Regions from separate parts of the Homo sapiens genome. Here region 2 is linked to region 1. Evidence: read pairs that join two places in POLR2A ChIA-PET (ENCODE). Cell type or tissue: K562. All regions are shown on one strand. Region 1 overlaps TBC1D14 (TBC1 domain family member 14). Region 2 holds the start of LOC105374367 (a long non-coding RNA gene).

Region 1 (4,000 bases):
CAACACAGTGAGACCCCCATCTCTACCAAAAGTAAAAATTAGCCAGGCATGGTAGTGCACACCTGTAGTCCCGGCTACTGAGAAGGCTGAGGCAGGGAGATCTCTTGAGCCCAGGAGTTCAAGACAGTAGTAAGCTGTGACAGCGCCACGGCACTCCAGCCTGGGCAACACAGCGAGACGCTATTTCAAAATAAATAAATAGGCCGGGCACGGTGGCTCACGCCTGTAATCCCAGTACTTTGGGAGGCCAAGGCGGGCAGATCACGAAGTCAGGAGTTTGAGACCAGCCTGACCAACATGGTGAAACCCCCTCTCTACTAAAAATACAAAAATTAGCTGGGCATGGTGGCGCACGCCTGTAATCCTAGCTACTCAGGAGGCTGAGGCAGGAGAATCGCTTGAACCCAGGAGGCGGAGGTTGCAGTGAGCCGAGATAGCACCACTGCACTCCAGGCTGGGTGACAGAGGGAGACTCCATCTCAAAATAAATAAATAAATATAAAGAAATATAAAAAATAAAAACTTGAAATACGACCCAGTGAGTAAAGGAGGATTATTTAATCACAATGTTATAGTAATTGATAATCAATTTTTCTTAGAAATTAGAACCACACTGTACTACACTAAGGCAAAAATACAGACAAAAGTAGAATTTAATACAAAAGTGAAATTATAGGCCAGCATGGTGGCTCACGCCAGTAATCCCAACACTTTGGGAGGCCGAGACGGGCGGATCACCTGAGGTCAGGAGTTCAAGACCAGCCTGACCAACATGGTGAAACCCCATCTCTACTAAAAATACAAAATTAGCCGGGCATGGTGGTGCATGCCTGTAATCCCAGCTACTTGGGAAGCTGAGGCAGGAGAATAGCTTGAACCCGGGAGGTGGAGGTTGCAGTGAGCTGAAATGATGCCACTGCACTCCAGCCTGCCCAACAAGAGAAAACTCCGTCTAAAAAAAAAAAAAGGTGAAATTACCCAGGTGCTGCAAAAAATAAAATGTTTCTCCAACCTATAGAGCAAAAACTCAGGTCAAGATCTGAAAGAATCCGGACATCGCCTCCCTACGCGTGAACACGTTTTCAGTGTTTCACAGCCCTCGCTGCTCTTCCCCAGAGCCGTGAGCCCTCCAAGGCAGGGCTACTGCAGACCCTCTGTGTGTCCCCTGCTTGGGAAGAATCCAAGTTTCTAACAGAATTCTAAGAGAATTCACAAAAGTAAGATATAATCCAGGATGATTCAAATATATACAAATTTGGAAGTTCTACATACACTTTAATTAAAAGGAAAATAGAGTAAGAAACATTTTTAGCACACAGTTAAGAGCTAATCTTTGACAATGTCAAGGTCATTAGAATTATCAAAACATCATCAACACTCCAGCAGATCAAACTAGCAAAAAGCCACACATGTAAGAGGAAATCCTATGCTAAACAGAGCTGAGGGCCTCTCGCAGGCCCAGCTGAAATTCTGGCTCTGCCACTTGCCAAGTAAGGCGACCTCAAATGAGGTGCTTAACCCTTCTGAGCCTCAACTTCCCTCTTCCTCGGCAGTAAGATGGGACAATACCCTATAGCTCACAGGCTGGTCTGAGGACAAAAGAAATGAGAAGGTCTGCTGAAGGCATTGGCAAACCCAGCCCCTGACTGACACACAGCAGGTGCCCAATGAACGTGTGCTTCCCTTTACTTCCTAGTACAGCAAAACACGAATGTAAGCCACAAAAGAGATGCGGGTTAGAACGCAAATGCTGATGACAGAGTAAACAGGAACACAAAAAACTCTATCCTTCCTAGGAAAATCAGTGCCTGGGCAAACAGAAGGCATCACTCACGCCTGGAATTGGAAACCATTTTGGTGAAACTATAGGATTTCATTCATGGCAATCCAAGGACCCTTCCCTGAATTGCCGCCAAGAAGAAAGCACAGGAAGAAGGAAGTGAGGTCTGGCAGAGCCCAAAGCCATCTGGCTTTAAGTAGAGAAAGAAAACCTTTTTCTACTCCTCTCCTCTGCGGTGGGGGGCCAGGGACAGCAGCCCAGTGGCCTCTCCTATGGAGAAGTTGAGTGACCTTTGAGGTCTTTGTTGATCCCAATTCCAGTTAAGTTCCTTAAACCTCAGAACAGGGCGTCAGTTTTCAGGGAAATAAACCTAAAAAGGAAAAAGTACTTCCGCTTGCAACATACCGTAAAACCAAACTCTGCAAGGGCCAAGGCGACCTGTCCTCAAGCACTTCCGCCTCGTGCCACTAGGGCAGAAGCCGCACTCCAGGCCACCTACCGCGTGATAATACCCTTTATAGGGGAAGTTGTACAAACAAGGTGTGTGCTTCTGAGACAAAGCTAATGGGTGGACTCTGGACGCCAGCCAGGAGACCGACCAACTGCAGATGGCCTGCCTCCAAGTCCACGTTTATAAAAGACAAACTAAGCCTGAATTCCCCAAGCCGACACACAGGGCCCTCCTGATCCGTCTCTGCCTGCCTCTCCAGCCTTGTGCAGTCACCCCCAGCCATTACCCGCCCCCACCACCAGCCCACTCAGCCCTACTGCACCACCACCTGAGGTGCTCTCCCAGGTAGGCCATCGGGGCCTCAGAGTCCCAGTAGGGTGTGGCACAAGGAGACACTCAATTGGTGCTTTCAAAGGCCACCTCCTCTGAAAAGCCTTCCCTGCCTCTCCCAGAAAGCTCCCAGGCCTCCTTCCTCCTGGGCTCCTTTTGGCTACACCCCACCTGAAACAGCTATTTTACAACTGTTCTCCTGTCTCTCTCCCCACTGCATTCTATGCTGCAGGCAGACACAGCTCTCATCATTTCTGGGAACTATTCTCTGGTTAAATGCCTGGCATGGATTAAGGTTTCAAAAATCTACTCGCTGAATTAATTACTACCAACAACTGAGTTCTTAAGTGGGCAGCTTCCAGGGACAGTCCCAGCCAAGAAACATCTGCTGAGAGCTGGATTATGTTCCAAGAACTCGGTGAGAGCTGGAGGTGAGACTACGAGGAAGAAATCCCCTACCATCAAGTTCCCGGAGAGTGCACACCAGCAGCTGAGCAGTGACCAGCCTACACACTGGTTAGGGGCTAGACCAGATGGTGAGGAACGCTGTCAACACATGATGGTCAGGAAAGTGAAAATTCCTGCCTTGACAGGTGTTTTCCAAAGTCCCAATCACTAACGTCCTAGTGACAGCATCTCCCTGCAGCAGTGACCACTGCAGTACGCATCCGTAGGTGCCCAAGGCACAGGAGGAACGCCCCAGCACCTGACCCAGCACCCTGCCACGGGAGGCACTGAACACAAGTCAAATGGTGATGAGTCATCACCTTCCGGCCAAGAGAAAGACAAGATGTGAAGTACGGATAAGAGGAAGACTGTTTCCATTCCATGCAACAAGGCCATCTGAATTGTATTTACCTGTCACAAGACTCAGTTCTGCAGGAAGCAAAGAGGACAGCTGCCCCCGAGGGATTCAATCAACTGTCACGCCACCAGAGCCACAATCTTCACTTCAATACAAGTCAGAAAGCGGAGGGTGGCTCTGCTAGTGACTCTGCGTGGGGCTTTGGAAAACAATTCCATCTAGAAGCAACTGCTTGATTTTCTCCTCCTTAAAAAGCAGTGGGAACTGTCTTAACCAAAGTCTTCATACATAAAAGAAACTGTTTACAAGGCCAAACCAAGAGATCTAGGTGTGTTCCCACAGGGGAAAAAAATCCGCTTAGTGGCTTCAGGGAGAAGTCATGCTGCCGTCTGTGTAGATATCCACCGGAAGCCTCTTCGCAGGGCTGGAGCACGAAGCACTCCCTGTCCCGGCTCCTCTCTGGACGCTCCACAGGACAGCTGCCTCTTCAAACCCCAATGGCAAGGGGGCACCACTGTCCTATCTGATCCTCAAAGGGTGGTGCGCTCACCTTCACTGCCAAGCCTGCCATCAACCCAGCTCTGGCCACTGACTTCCGGATTCTTATCCCTTTTTTTTTTTTTTCCTGAGATGG
Region 2 (4,000 bases), 150 kb after region 1:
TTCTGGTCTAAGAAACTAAAGCATAGTGGCACATTGACAGACGAGGATGTTGGAGGATAAGTGTCAGAGGATAACTCCGAATGGGATGTGAAAGGCTAAATGCATTTCTGCTTGGGTCTACCAGACATCCTTGGGCTACTGATCACTGGACTAGGATCAGGAACAACTAACCTATCTCTTTGCTCTTCCTTACCTAATTTCTGGCCTCTATGAGGAGATTACCTCATAGCCCAAAATAACTGCTGGAGCACCAACCATAATATCTTCATTCCAGGTGGAATGCAGGAGGAAGAAGAAATGGGTAAAAAAAGCTTTCATCAGCTGTGTCCTCTTTTGATTGAGCTTTCCACAAGGCACCCTCATCAATTTCTCCCATGTCTCATTGATTAGAACAGTCACATGCCATATCTGGCTGCAAGGGAGACTGGGAGATATAGTCTTTGGCCAGACACATTTCTGGCCAGAATAAAATCAAGGTTTCACTGGAAGGGAAGGAGGGAGAAACAGATAGTGGGGAGGCAACAATCTCTGGTGCACTGTCTCTTATTGTTCTCTTAGTTCTCCACTTAACCGTCTCCCATACCCCTCTGTGTTGTACACAACAAAATTCAGACTCCTTGATATGACCTTCAAGCCCTTCGCTCTCTGACTGCTACTGCCCCAGCCGACATCCCCCAGGCTTCTCTCTCCTTTGTCCTTGTATTTAGCCCCAGACATGATTCCCCCTGGGTGAAAGCCACGTAGGGTCACTCCAGGTCTCCTGTGCCAAGGTGTTCAGAAGGAATAGTTACTGCGGTGCTTTCTAGAGCTGTGCGTGATCCTGGGAATTACTAGTGACATTTAAAAAGCGGTTTTGTTCATTGCTGTGCAGTTGCCACCACCATCCCTGCAAGGGCCTCCTCCTGCAGAATGAGGCAGCTCCGAGACATTGGGGTGGATGGTGGTAAGCCATGATCCCTTGCAGGAGGAGCTGCTGGCTGCACGGTCCCAGGTGAGAGACGGAAGTTAGTACAAGTTGGTGGCAGACAGTTCTAGGAAGCAAACGAAAAGGAATGTTTTGAGGTGTTTTGTTTTGTTTTGTTTTTATTTATTTTGAGACAGCATCTCACTGTGTCACCCAGGCTGGGTATGGTGTTGCAGTCATGGCTCACTGCAGCCTCCACCTCCTGGGCTCAAGCAATTCCCCCACCTCAGCCTCCTAAGTAACTGGAACCACAGGTGCCTGCCACCATGTCCAACTAATTTTTTGATTTTTTTTTTTTTTTTGTAGAAATGGGGTCTCACTTTGTTGCTCAGGCTGCTCTTGAACTCTTGGGCTCAAGTGATCCTCTAGCCTCAGCCTCCCAAAATGCTGGGATTACAGGTGTTAGCCACCACACCTGGCTAAAAAGGCATGTTTTGAAGATTGATATAGCCAAGGCAGGCAACAGGAATGGGGAGGTCAGTCACAGGCAGAGATCCCTGGGAAGCCACCTGGGGCTTTTCTTGGCCGTCATCAGGTCCTCATCCCTGTTTTGTGGGTGAGGATGATGCAGTCCAGAAAGGAACAGAGGGAGGGGACTGACGACCAAGTACCCCTGTCTACCAGACACTGTGGGCAGAAACTTCTAGGCCCATGGAGCTCTAGGAGGTCAGGCGATTATTCCATTTTATGAATGGAGAAACTGAGGCTCAGAAAAATTAAACCTGTGTGAGGCCACGAGGCTGACTCCTTTATTTTTTTTTCCAGCACTTCATTTCATATTATCTTATTGCCTCTTGCTTTCGTCCACGTGTCCTTCCTTTCTCTTTCCCCACTCCCCACCATCTCTCTCTCTCTCTTTCTTTTTAGGTACAATTACATGGTGTAAAATGCAGTTGCATCAAATGCGTTCACTCTTGCTACCAACCACTCCAGTCAAGACATAGAAATTCCCACGCCCAGAATGCTCCCTCACACCCCTTCGCAGCCGACCCCTCCAAAGGGCAACTCCTGTTCAGATTCCTAACACCATAGATTTGTTTTCGGCCGTTTCTGGGTTGTTGTTGTTGTTGTTGTGTTTGTTTGTTTTGAGACAGAGTCTCACTCTGTTGCCCCCAAAGTGCTGGGATTACAGGTGTGAGCCAGTGTGCCTGGCCTGTTTCTGAACATATGTGTGGATTCAGGCTGGCTCTTTTTTTATTTTTTATTTCTTGGCTTTAATTACAAAATGGGTGGGGAATAGAGGCGCATAGAGGCGGTGGGCTAGGTGGGTCTCCCTGCTGTGGGATAGCATTTCTGTGCTGTGTGTCCTGTCCTCATCGTACCCTCACTCACCAGCCCTGCCTCCTTCCTCTGTGCAGTTCACTGACCCACTTTCTCTCTGCAAAGCCTTCCCTGGCCCACAGGCTGTGCACTTCCTCCCCTGGAACTTTCCTTCATAGCCTTCGGCAAGATCGTGATGAACTCACCGGTCATGCGGTTATGTCTTCAACACCTGCGTCCCCCACCGGAGGCCAGCTCCCAGGGCGCGTTCTAGTGTGTGGCGTTCGCTTCATATTCCCAGGCGTCGCTTGCCCCAGCACGCCTGTGTGCTCAGTAACAATGTGTTAAGCACAGGATTTTGGGAGAAGTGTATATGGACGTCTGAAGAAGGGTTGTGCTTGTGGAAGAGAGGAAAAGGGGGTGTGGTAAGGGGTGTGAGCCAAGGGACACACAGGAACAAGGAGTGGCCACATGCAGCTGGCCTGGGAGGGGCAAGGGCTGATACCCAGGTTGAGGAGATGGAGATGGCTCATGGTGCCAGCCACTCGCTCTGCCTGCATGCGCCCTCTCTATCCTGTGTAGGCATCTTGGGAGGAAGGGACCTCCATCATCTCCTCTTTGAGTAAACCTAGAGAGGTGTTTCAGTCTGTTCAGGCTATTAACAAAAGACTACAGACTCAGACAACAGAAGTTGATTTCTCAGAATTCTGGATGCTGGAAGTCCAAAATCAAGGCGCTGGCAGTTTTGGTGTCTACTGAGGACCTGCGTCCTGGTTCACAGAGGTGCCTTCTTACTGGGTCCTCCTCATCCAGGAGAAGGAGCCAGGGAGCTCTTTGGTGTCTGTTTTTTTTTTCCTTTTTCTTTTTCTTTTTTTTTTTTTTGAGACAGAGTCTCGCTCTGTCGCCCAGGCTGGAGTGCAGTGGCGCGATCCCAGCTCACTGTGACCTCTGCTTCCCCGGTTCAAGCAGTTCTCCTGCCTCAGCCTCCCGAGTAGCTGGGGCTACAGGCACCCACCACCAAACGTGGCTAATTTTTGTATTTTTTAGTAGAGACGGGGTTTCACCATTTTGGCCAGGATGGTCTCCATCTCTTGACCTTGTGATTCGCCCACCTCAGCGTCCCAAAGTGCTGGGATTACAGATGTGGGCCACCGCGCCCGGCCTGGTGTCTGTTTTATGAGGGCACCAATCCCATTCACAGGGGTCCCCTCTCACGAGCAAATCGCCTCCCAAAGGCCCCACCCCCTAACACCATCATCTTGGGAGTTAGGATTCCAACATAAGAATTTTGGGGGACACAGACATTCAGACCACAGCAAGAGGTGAGGTAGCTTCCCCCCACCCACACAAGGCGAGCTTCCTTGGTATTTTTCAGTTGAAGCAGTCACAAGCCCGCCTGGTCAAGAGGCAGGGACCCAGAACCCACACCTCATGGCGATAAGTACGGAAGATTTCAGGGCCATGCTTTAAAACCACTGTAGCACATCAGAGCAATGAAAAAATAGCTAACATTCATTCAGTGCTTACTCAGAGCCAGGTGCTGTGGATAACTTGATGCAGAAGATACATTTATAGTTAACATGTACATAAATGAACGTAAAAGCGAGACCATGCACATCAATGTTTCAGGAGCTGTGCCTGTTCCACTAGACAGACTGGTCACAGGCCATCACAGTTTGGGAGCCCACTTCACCCCTGCACCCACCCTCCCCGTGCCTGGCCCAGCCCCCAAAGCTGGCCGGCTGCTGGCCACTTCCACCCGCATCAGGCCTCCGG

Evidence for each region. Peaks named below come from ENCODE experiments on the same cell type or tissue, not always from the same donor. Only the 100,000 strongest peaks of a DNase experiment are listed, where the experiment ranks them.
Region 2: POLR2A ChIA-PET joins it to region 1 with 7 read pairs; 3 of 35 experiments call an interaction of 5 or more read pairs at or near these places.

The regions. Positions count from the first base shown.
Region 1 is chr4:6,916,120-6,920,119 of GRCh38, reverse strand. The region is part of intron 1 of TBC1D14 (TBC1 domain family member 14); the gene reads right to left. Among named protein-coding and RNA genes, the nearest start is that of TBC1D14, 8.3 kb to the right of the region's middle. RefSeq lists enhancers at 2,399-3,363, 3,364-4,000. In K562, a CTCF peak has its summit at 2,248; DNase peaks (open chromatin) are centred at 2,309, 3,349 and 3,792; H3K4me3 peaks cover 975 bases.
Region 2 is chr4:6,762,143-6,766,142 of GRCh38, reverse strand. It overlaps LOC105374367 (a long non-coding RNA gene), which reads right to left and starts at 2,635. Exons shown (of 2, transcript XR_925101.3): 1 at 2,431-2,635. RefSeq lists an enhancer at 1,967-2,482. In K562, a CTCF peak has its summit at 2,368; a DNase peak (open chromatin) is centred at 2,392.